Linked DNA regions of Homo sapiens: region 1 is linked to region 2. A link is a contact called in ENCODE Hi-C or POLR2A ChIA-PET data. All regions are on one chromosome and are shown on one strand. Each heading gives the region's core, a stretch centred on a gene start or an enhancer-like site at or near the end of the contact. The rest is flanking DNA. Distances are from core to core; before and after follow the strand shown. Region 1 overlaps KCNB1 (potassium voltage-gated channel subfamily B member 1). Region 2 overlaps LOC105372649 (a long non-coding RNA gene).

The links. Hi-C counts contacts between places; a loop is a spot of excess contacts on that map. ChIA-PET counts read pairs that join two places held with the same protein, here RNA polymerase II (POLR2A). Pooled maps may share reads with other maps.
Region 1: a loop to region 2 is called in a map of heart right ventricle, with 2.1 times the contacts of the local background. The contact joins two enhancer-like sites. A Hi-C loop is called at or near these places in 23 of 168 maps with a recorded cell type or tissue (K562, MCF 10A, Right ventricle myocardium inferior and 15 more) and 20 of 50 pooled maps. POLR2A ChIA-PET finds 5 or more read pairs at or near these places in 7 of 52 experiments (AG04449, MCF 10A, Panc1 and 2 more).

Annotation. Positions count from the first base shown.
Region 1 is chr20:49,379,597-49,383,009 of GRCh38, forward strand. All of the region lies in intron 1 of KCNB1 (potassium voltage-gated channel subfamily B member 1), which reads right to left. The region is part of intron 2 of LOC105372649 (a long non-coding RNA gene); the gene reads left to right. Among named protein-coding and RNA genes, the nearest start is that of SNORD12, 100 kb to the left of the region's middle. Within about 2 kb of position 2,140, at least 15 of the 41 ENCODE cell types and tissues checked have a DNase peak (open chromatin) inside an H3K27ac peak, as active enhancers do; they include gastrocnemius medialis, heart right ventricle, psoas muscle and 2 more, where a contact is called at or near this core.
Region 2 is chr20:49,344,498-49,347,881 of GRCh38, forward strand. The region is part of intron 2 of LOC105372649 (a long non-coding RNA gene); the gene reads left to right. Among named protein-coding and RNA genes, the nearest start is that of SNORD12, 66 kb to the left of the region's middle. Within about 2 kb of position 1,279, at least 14 of the 41 ENCODE cell types and tissues checked have a DNase peak (open chromatin) inside an H3K27ac peak, as active enhancers do; they include gastrocnemius medialis, heart right ventricle, psoas muscle and 2 more, where a contact is called at or near this core.

The sequences.
Region 1 (3,413 bases), core at 890-3,389, 36 kb after region 2:
TGCTAGGATTACAAGCGTGAGCCACCGCACCTGGACTTTGCTCAGTTTTGACGTTATACTGTATGTATTTTGCTACTTGTATCACTCTTTCCTTAATGGTAAAAACAAAAAATCAAAAAAGCCCACTCACCTTCTTTATTTTATTTTAGCTTTATTCTAAGAAATCATATGCAAAATTGCTGATTTTTCATGCCAGGGCTATATGTATTAAATATTCACCAAAATAAATATGTAATTGTTGGAATAACATCTTGGCAGCACACTTTTTGGTGCTCCTGTGTTGAGCTGAGGAGTGTGGGTCCTGGAGTTGAAATTCTAGCTCTTGCCATTCATTGGTGGAATGGCCTTGGGCATCCAAATGTTCACTGCCTCAGTTTCCTTATTTGTAAAATGAGGACATACTAGTGGTTTTTAAGGGGATGATTTTTACTCCTGGGGGACACTTGGCAATTTTGGCAGAAATTTTTGGTCGTTACAACTGGTGGGAGGGGTGCTCCTGACATCTTGGGGGTGGAGGTCTGGGATGTCACTAAATGCCCTACAATGCACAGGACAGCTCCCACGGCAAAGAATGATCTAGCCTGAAATGCCATCAGTACTGAGATTGAGAAACTCTGGGACATGCCAATAGTCAGCCCCTCACAATTGTGGAGTTGGGGACACAGAGTGGGTCAGAGTGGGCAGCCAGTGGGCTTTGGGCTGAGCCCTACAGGAAGCTGCTCTCGTCTGGTGACTTCTGGCAGGAGGGCGCCTGCACAGGGAGGAATGGGTTCCCTGGGAGTCTGTTCCTTTAAGAGCTGGGCAGTCTTATTTTCCCCCAAAGGCTAGCAGGGGAAGCCTGCTTTGGTTTCTAACCCCCAGACAACTCCAGGGAAGGCCCACATAATTGATGTTCTGGCGACAGATGCATGAATTATGCACCCAGCTATTGTACAGACCTAAAGCAGGCACCCCTTTTGTACTTGAGACTGTGCCCTCCCTCTCCCCTTCCCTCAGCCCAAGGAAGCCTAGGAAACGAGCAAAGCAGGGGGAGGGGCTCCACTGGACTCCAAGGTGGAGGGTGTGGGGGAGTGCCTGCTGCTCAGGGTTGGGTTGGGAGGGTCAGAGCACACCTGCCATCGGTCTGTGTGAATGTGCATCACACAGCGTATGCGGTAATGCAGTGTGGGGGGTCTCCCCTGCCCCACCCCTCCTGACCCCACCTGCAAGAACTTTTTCTTTCCCAGACTCAGTGAGGCCCTTAGAATCAGGGCCACACTTCCTGCCTGGGGAACTTCCCAACGTGATTTAAGCCCTCTGTGCCTCAGTTTCCCTATATGTAAGACAGGGATCATTGCAAGACTGCAATGAAAATTCATTGAACTCAAAATGCCCTTAGCTAGTGGCACAATCACTTTAAACTTTAATTGTATTTATTTCTCCACATTTCTTTACATTTATTTATAGCTGGTTTTGGACTTGAGTTTGAGTCCCAAGGCTATTATTCCCCAGCTGTGTGGCTTTGGACAAGCCACTCCCCCTCTCTGAGCCTCTATTTCCTTTTCTCTGAAATGAAGATGAAGGTAACTGAGTACTCACCTAAAAGCCACTTAATATATAATGTTATTAAATTATTATTCAGGGCCGGGTGTGGTGGCTCACGCCTGTAATCCCAGCACTTTGGGAGGCCGAGGTGGGCAGATCACCTGAGGAGTTCGAAACCAGCCTGGCCAACATGGTGAAACCCATCTCTACTAAATATACACAAATTAGCCGGGTGTGGTGGTGGGTGCCTTTAATCCCAGCTACTTGGGAGGCTGAGGCAGGAGAATCGCTTGAACCCGGGAGGCGGAGGTTGCAGTGAGCCAAGATTGAGCCACTGCACTCCAGCCTGGGCGACAAGAGGGAAACTCTGTCTCAAATAAATAAATTATTATTCAGGTAATTTATGGTCAACCCCATCCCTAACCTCTGTACTGGTTGCTTTTGGAAGCCAGGAGTAGCTGTGTAGACCCCAGTGACTGCCTAAGGCAGCGTGCGTCCTCTAAACAGCTCGTGGACCCAGATGGACTGTGTTGATTTGGTTTCTGGGATAAGCCCCAGGAATGGGGAACTGACTACCACCTGGGAGTCCTCCCAGCCCCAGCTCAGGCCTGGACAGGCCTCTGCTTTTCTGGGATCTGAGCCCAGTTGGGCTTGGCAGAACTCCAGGAACCCGGGGAGCAGAGGCAGGAGCCAGCTCCAGAGACTGGGAGGCTGTCCCCAAATTCCCTGTGAAGAGGTTCTGGATCCTGGAGCCTACCTGTCTGCACCAAATGGGAGAGGGGGCTTTGGTCCTCTGGGGGAAGAGATTGGCAGGTGGGGATCCCCAGGGTGGAATTCAGGAGTGCTGGAGCCAGGCCCTCCTCATCCTAATCGTCGGCTCTGGTGGTTAATCACAGAGAGGCCTACGGACTGTTTATCGTGGCCTCTGCACACTTCCCTGCTGTTCCAGGAATGTGGATGAGGCACAGACTGTCCATGCAGAAAAGGGCTCAAGCTTCCTGCTGGGAAGATGGGGAAACTCAAGCAGAGAACGGAAGTGACTTGCCCACGGTCACACAGCCCATTGCTGTCAACACTGTTCAGTAACACTAGAAGCTTTGGCAAGCTGGAAGCTGCACCTAGTGTTTAGGGCTTGCAAATTGCTCTTCGTAAACATGCAGGTTTATAGCTGCAGTATTCATAATAGCCCCACAGTGGAAACAACCCCAATGTCCGTCAACTGATGAATGGATAAACGAAATGCAGCTATCCATACAATGGAATATTCTTCATCCATAAAAAGGAATGAAGTGCTGATATATGCTACAACACAGACGAACCATGAAAACATTATGATAAGTGAGAGAAGTCAGACACAAAAAGCCACTTATTATATGATTCCATTTATATGAAATGTTCAGATAAAGCAAATCTATAGAGACAGAAAGTAGGTTAGTGGTTGCCAGGGTGGGGGATAGGGATTAACAGTTAATGATCATAAAGGACGTCGTGTTCTAAAAACTGACTTAGGGCAAAGCCTGCACGATTTGGTAAAATTTAATAAAAATTATCAAATTGTATGCTGGAAATGGGTGTGCATTATATGATACATAAAGTAAGCCTCGATAAAGTTATATAAAAAGTTGCTTTCCATAAAGGGCAGCCCATTGCTATTGCTTTTCTTTTCTTTTTTCTTTCTTTCTTTTTTTTTTTTTTTTTTTTTGAGACGGAGTCTTGCTCTGTAGCCGAGGCTGGAGTGCAGTATCGCGATCACGACTCACTGCAACCTCCGCCTCCCGGGTTCAAGCGATTCTTGTGCCTCAGCCTCCTGAGTAGCTGGGATTACAGGCCACCACGTCCAGCTAATTTTTATATTTTTAGTAGAGACAGAGTTTCACCATGTTAGCCAG
Region 2 (3,384 bases), core at 29-2,528:
GAAGACAGCATCTCACTTCCAATGGTCTCAGTCTCAGCTACAGGTCTGGGGTTGCTGCTTATTGACCAGGCTCATCTCACACCCCTGGTTCATATTCCTGAATCAATGGGTGGGGGGAGGGTGGGGGAATGCACTGTTTTGATTGGCCGGTGCTGGGTCAGGTGCATATCCTTGGAAGTGGAGGCATGGTCAGTCCTACTTGAACCACGTGAACCAAGAAGGAAAACTCGGGACCCTTGTATCAGAAGCAATGGGAATGGATGCTGGGAATGTTTCAGGCCACAGACATCCTCCTCGTGGGTGGCAGAGAAGCCACCATTCATCTCTGTGGCTTTGCTGCCAACTTGCCATGGGACCTTGAGCAAGCCACTTCCCTTCTCTGAGCCTCAGTTTCCTCATCTGAACAGCGATGATCTTTAAGGGCCCATACAGCCCTGAACTTTTGAGGCCAACAGGGTTTGTCTAGCCAACAGCCTGGCATCCTAGCTTGACAGGTCCAAGCTAAGGCTTAGGAATGCATGGCCTTCAGAAACCCTGGGGTCGAACCTGGGGCTGGGCGCCTGGCCTCTTGTTCTTGCCCATCCTGGCAGGGTACAGCCTGTGATGTGGGAGGGAAGGGTTCTGAGGAGGTTTCTTTGCACATCCCCAGCATTCTCCGTCTATAATTGGCTCCAAATGAAATGATCTCATCCCTGAACACTGAGGAAGAAAGGGTGGGGGTGAAGCTGCTCGCTGGCAGCATCTGACATAGTTTATGACTAACCCGCTTCCCTCCCGAGGCAGGGAGAGACGGTCCGCTCTCTCGAAGACAATGTACAATTTTGAAAAAAAAAATAAAAAAGTCTTGGTAAATAGATTGAGGAGGCTCCAGCCTCCTGGGCTTTTGGGAGGCCCAAGGCATTTTTCCCCTCTGCCCAAACCAGGTATCTTTTGCCCATTGCTCACAAGTCAACGTGACCCGTGCTATTACCATTCCCCAAACTTTTCACGTCAAACCCTGGCCGGGAAGGTGGTCAATGTAGCCAGTCCATCAAGCGATTTGTCCCATATGGATTCTCAATTGAGTTTTGTGGCCGGCTGGAGCTTGTTTAAATGCCCATACATTAATTTTGAAAGATGAGCTCCTAATCAACTTTTAAAAAGCTTGTCACAGCACCATCTGTTTGGCGTTTGTCACTATTGCATTACATAAGAGGAAAGACATTTTTAAAGAATGCGGCTACATTTAGTAATTGGATCGCCGGAGAGAAGCCAAACCGGGGCGGATGGCACCGTGATTCAGAAATGCCACGGGCCCTTCTCCGGGGTGTGGCGGCCTCCCCAAATTCCACGCGGTCTTGGCAGAGACCTGAGTGCAGCCCAGCTTGGGAGACAGGCTTGGGGTGGCTTCTTTTCCTCTTGCCTTGGTCTTCCTCTTATTTTTTCCATTTGTTCTCCCTCACCCCTTGCTACCCCAGTATTAGCAGTGACCAAGTGGCTTTACTTCCCTGAGTCCCAATTTCCTCATCTGGAAAATGGGATTCACAAGAGCACCATCTTGTGAGGTTTAAATGCATTAATGCCTACGGTGCCTGGCACGTGGTGAGTGCTTTATAAAGTGTTGCTATTTTATAAAGCTATGTCTGATGCATAGTAGGTGCCAACACATGTTCATTTTCCTTCCTTTTTCCCTTCCCTTTATTTATTTATTTATTTAGAGACAGGGTCTTGCTCTGTTGCCTAGGCTGGAGCACAGTGGTGCAATCTCAGCTCACTGCGGCCTTCACCTCCCAGGTTCAAGCAATTCTCCCACTTCAGCTCCCTGAGTAGCTGGAACTACAGGCATGCACCACCACACCTGACTAATTTTTTGTATTTTTTTTGGTAGAGACGGGGTTTCACCATGTTGGCCAGGCTGGTCTGGAACTCCTGACCTCAAGTGATCCATCAGCCTTGGCTTCCCAAAGTGCTGGGATTACAGGCGTGGGCCACCGTGCCCGGCCCCTTCCTTCCATTTAATTCAACAAGTTCTTAGGAAGTGCCCACGTTTGAGGCAGAGCTGGCATCATGCACATGCACAGCCATTTGCACAGGGCCCCACACTCACAAGAATGCTGAGCTTGGTTTAGCGTTCTGCTGTCGCTGGCTTGACATTCTTAATTTTTGAACAAGGGGCCCTGCATTTTCATTTTGTACTGGACCCCACAAATTATGCAGCTGGTCTCATCTGGAGGTCTAGAATGATGCTATGTCTTATTTGACCGTCTGATATTTAAAATAACAATAGAGTCAACGTTTTAAAATCAGGAGAGTTCACACAACAGTCTGGCTTATTTTAGAAAATTAGAACATCTTGCCACTGTGAGTCTGCATTCCCACACACTGCCACATGGGCTGGAGCTGGAGTCCTCTATACAGGCCACATCCGCCACTGTCCCCACCACTCCTGGAGGCTTTGGACTGAGTCTCTTTGCTCATTTATAGAGCTTCCAGCATGGTAGCTGGGATCATGGGCTTTGCAGCCAGGTATGTGTTCAGCTTTTCTGTTAATCATCACAGTAACCTCTCTCTTAGGGTAGTAAGGATTAAACTAGTTAATATAGGCAAAGCATCTGGAATATGTTGCACTGTTATTGCTACTGTTCTGCTTTATCCTGGTGCAGAAGCTCAGACCCCCAGTCTGAGGGCTGCCCCTCCGGGAGCTGGAAGCTGCGCCTGTGGCAGCTGGCTATGAAAGCGTCTCTTTCTGCTGTCCCACACAGCAGCCGTTGTCAATGTCCACTTTCTCTCCCTCCACCTGCAGCACCAGAGTTCACACCTTGGGCCCGCCCTCCTAGCATTATTTTGAGAAAAGGGCCTTCTGTCCTGTAAATAGGCTGAGTCATCCCTGCCTCAGGGCCTTTGCACACGCTGCACTTGCTTCCTAGAATACTTCTTTTCCCATCGCTTTGCTTGGCCATCTTCTCCTTTTGGTCTAGCTCAAATGGTACTTCCTCAGGGAGGCTTTTCCTGATCGCCTAAGAAAAGTAGCCCTGTTTTCTTTCCCCTGTCATACACATTCGCCTATATTATTTTCTTCCCAGAACTGGTTTGTTGTGTATCTCCCAGAGGACCAGGTCTGCCTTGGTCACTGTGATATCCCTAGCACTTAGGCCATTGCCTGGCACATGGTAGATGTTTGATAATTATTTATTGAATGAATGAAGGAAGGAAGAAAAGAATTCATCAACTCCTCATGACCACCCTGTAAAGCAGGGACAAGAGACCTGAGTCATGGAGAAGAGAAGGGACTCCTCAAGGTCGCACAGCCCAGAAGGGGCAGAAAGGGTGATGAGGACCTAGGTTTTCTGCTTCTACACCCCCTGTCCCCTCAACCCCCCAGGTGGGAAGCAGCAGAGACATTTG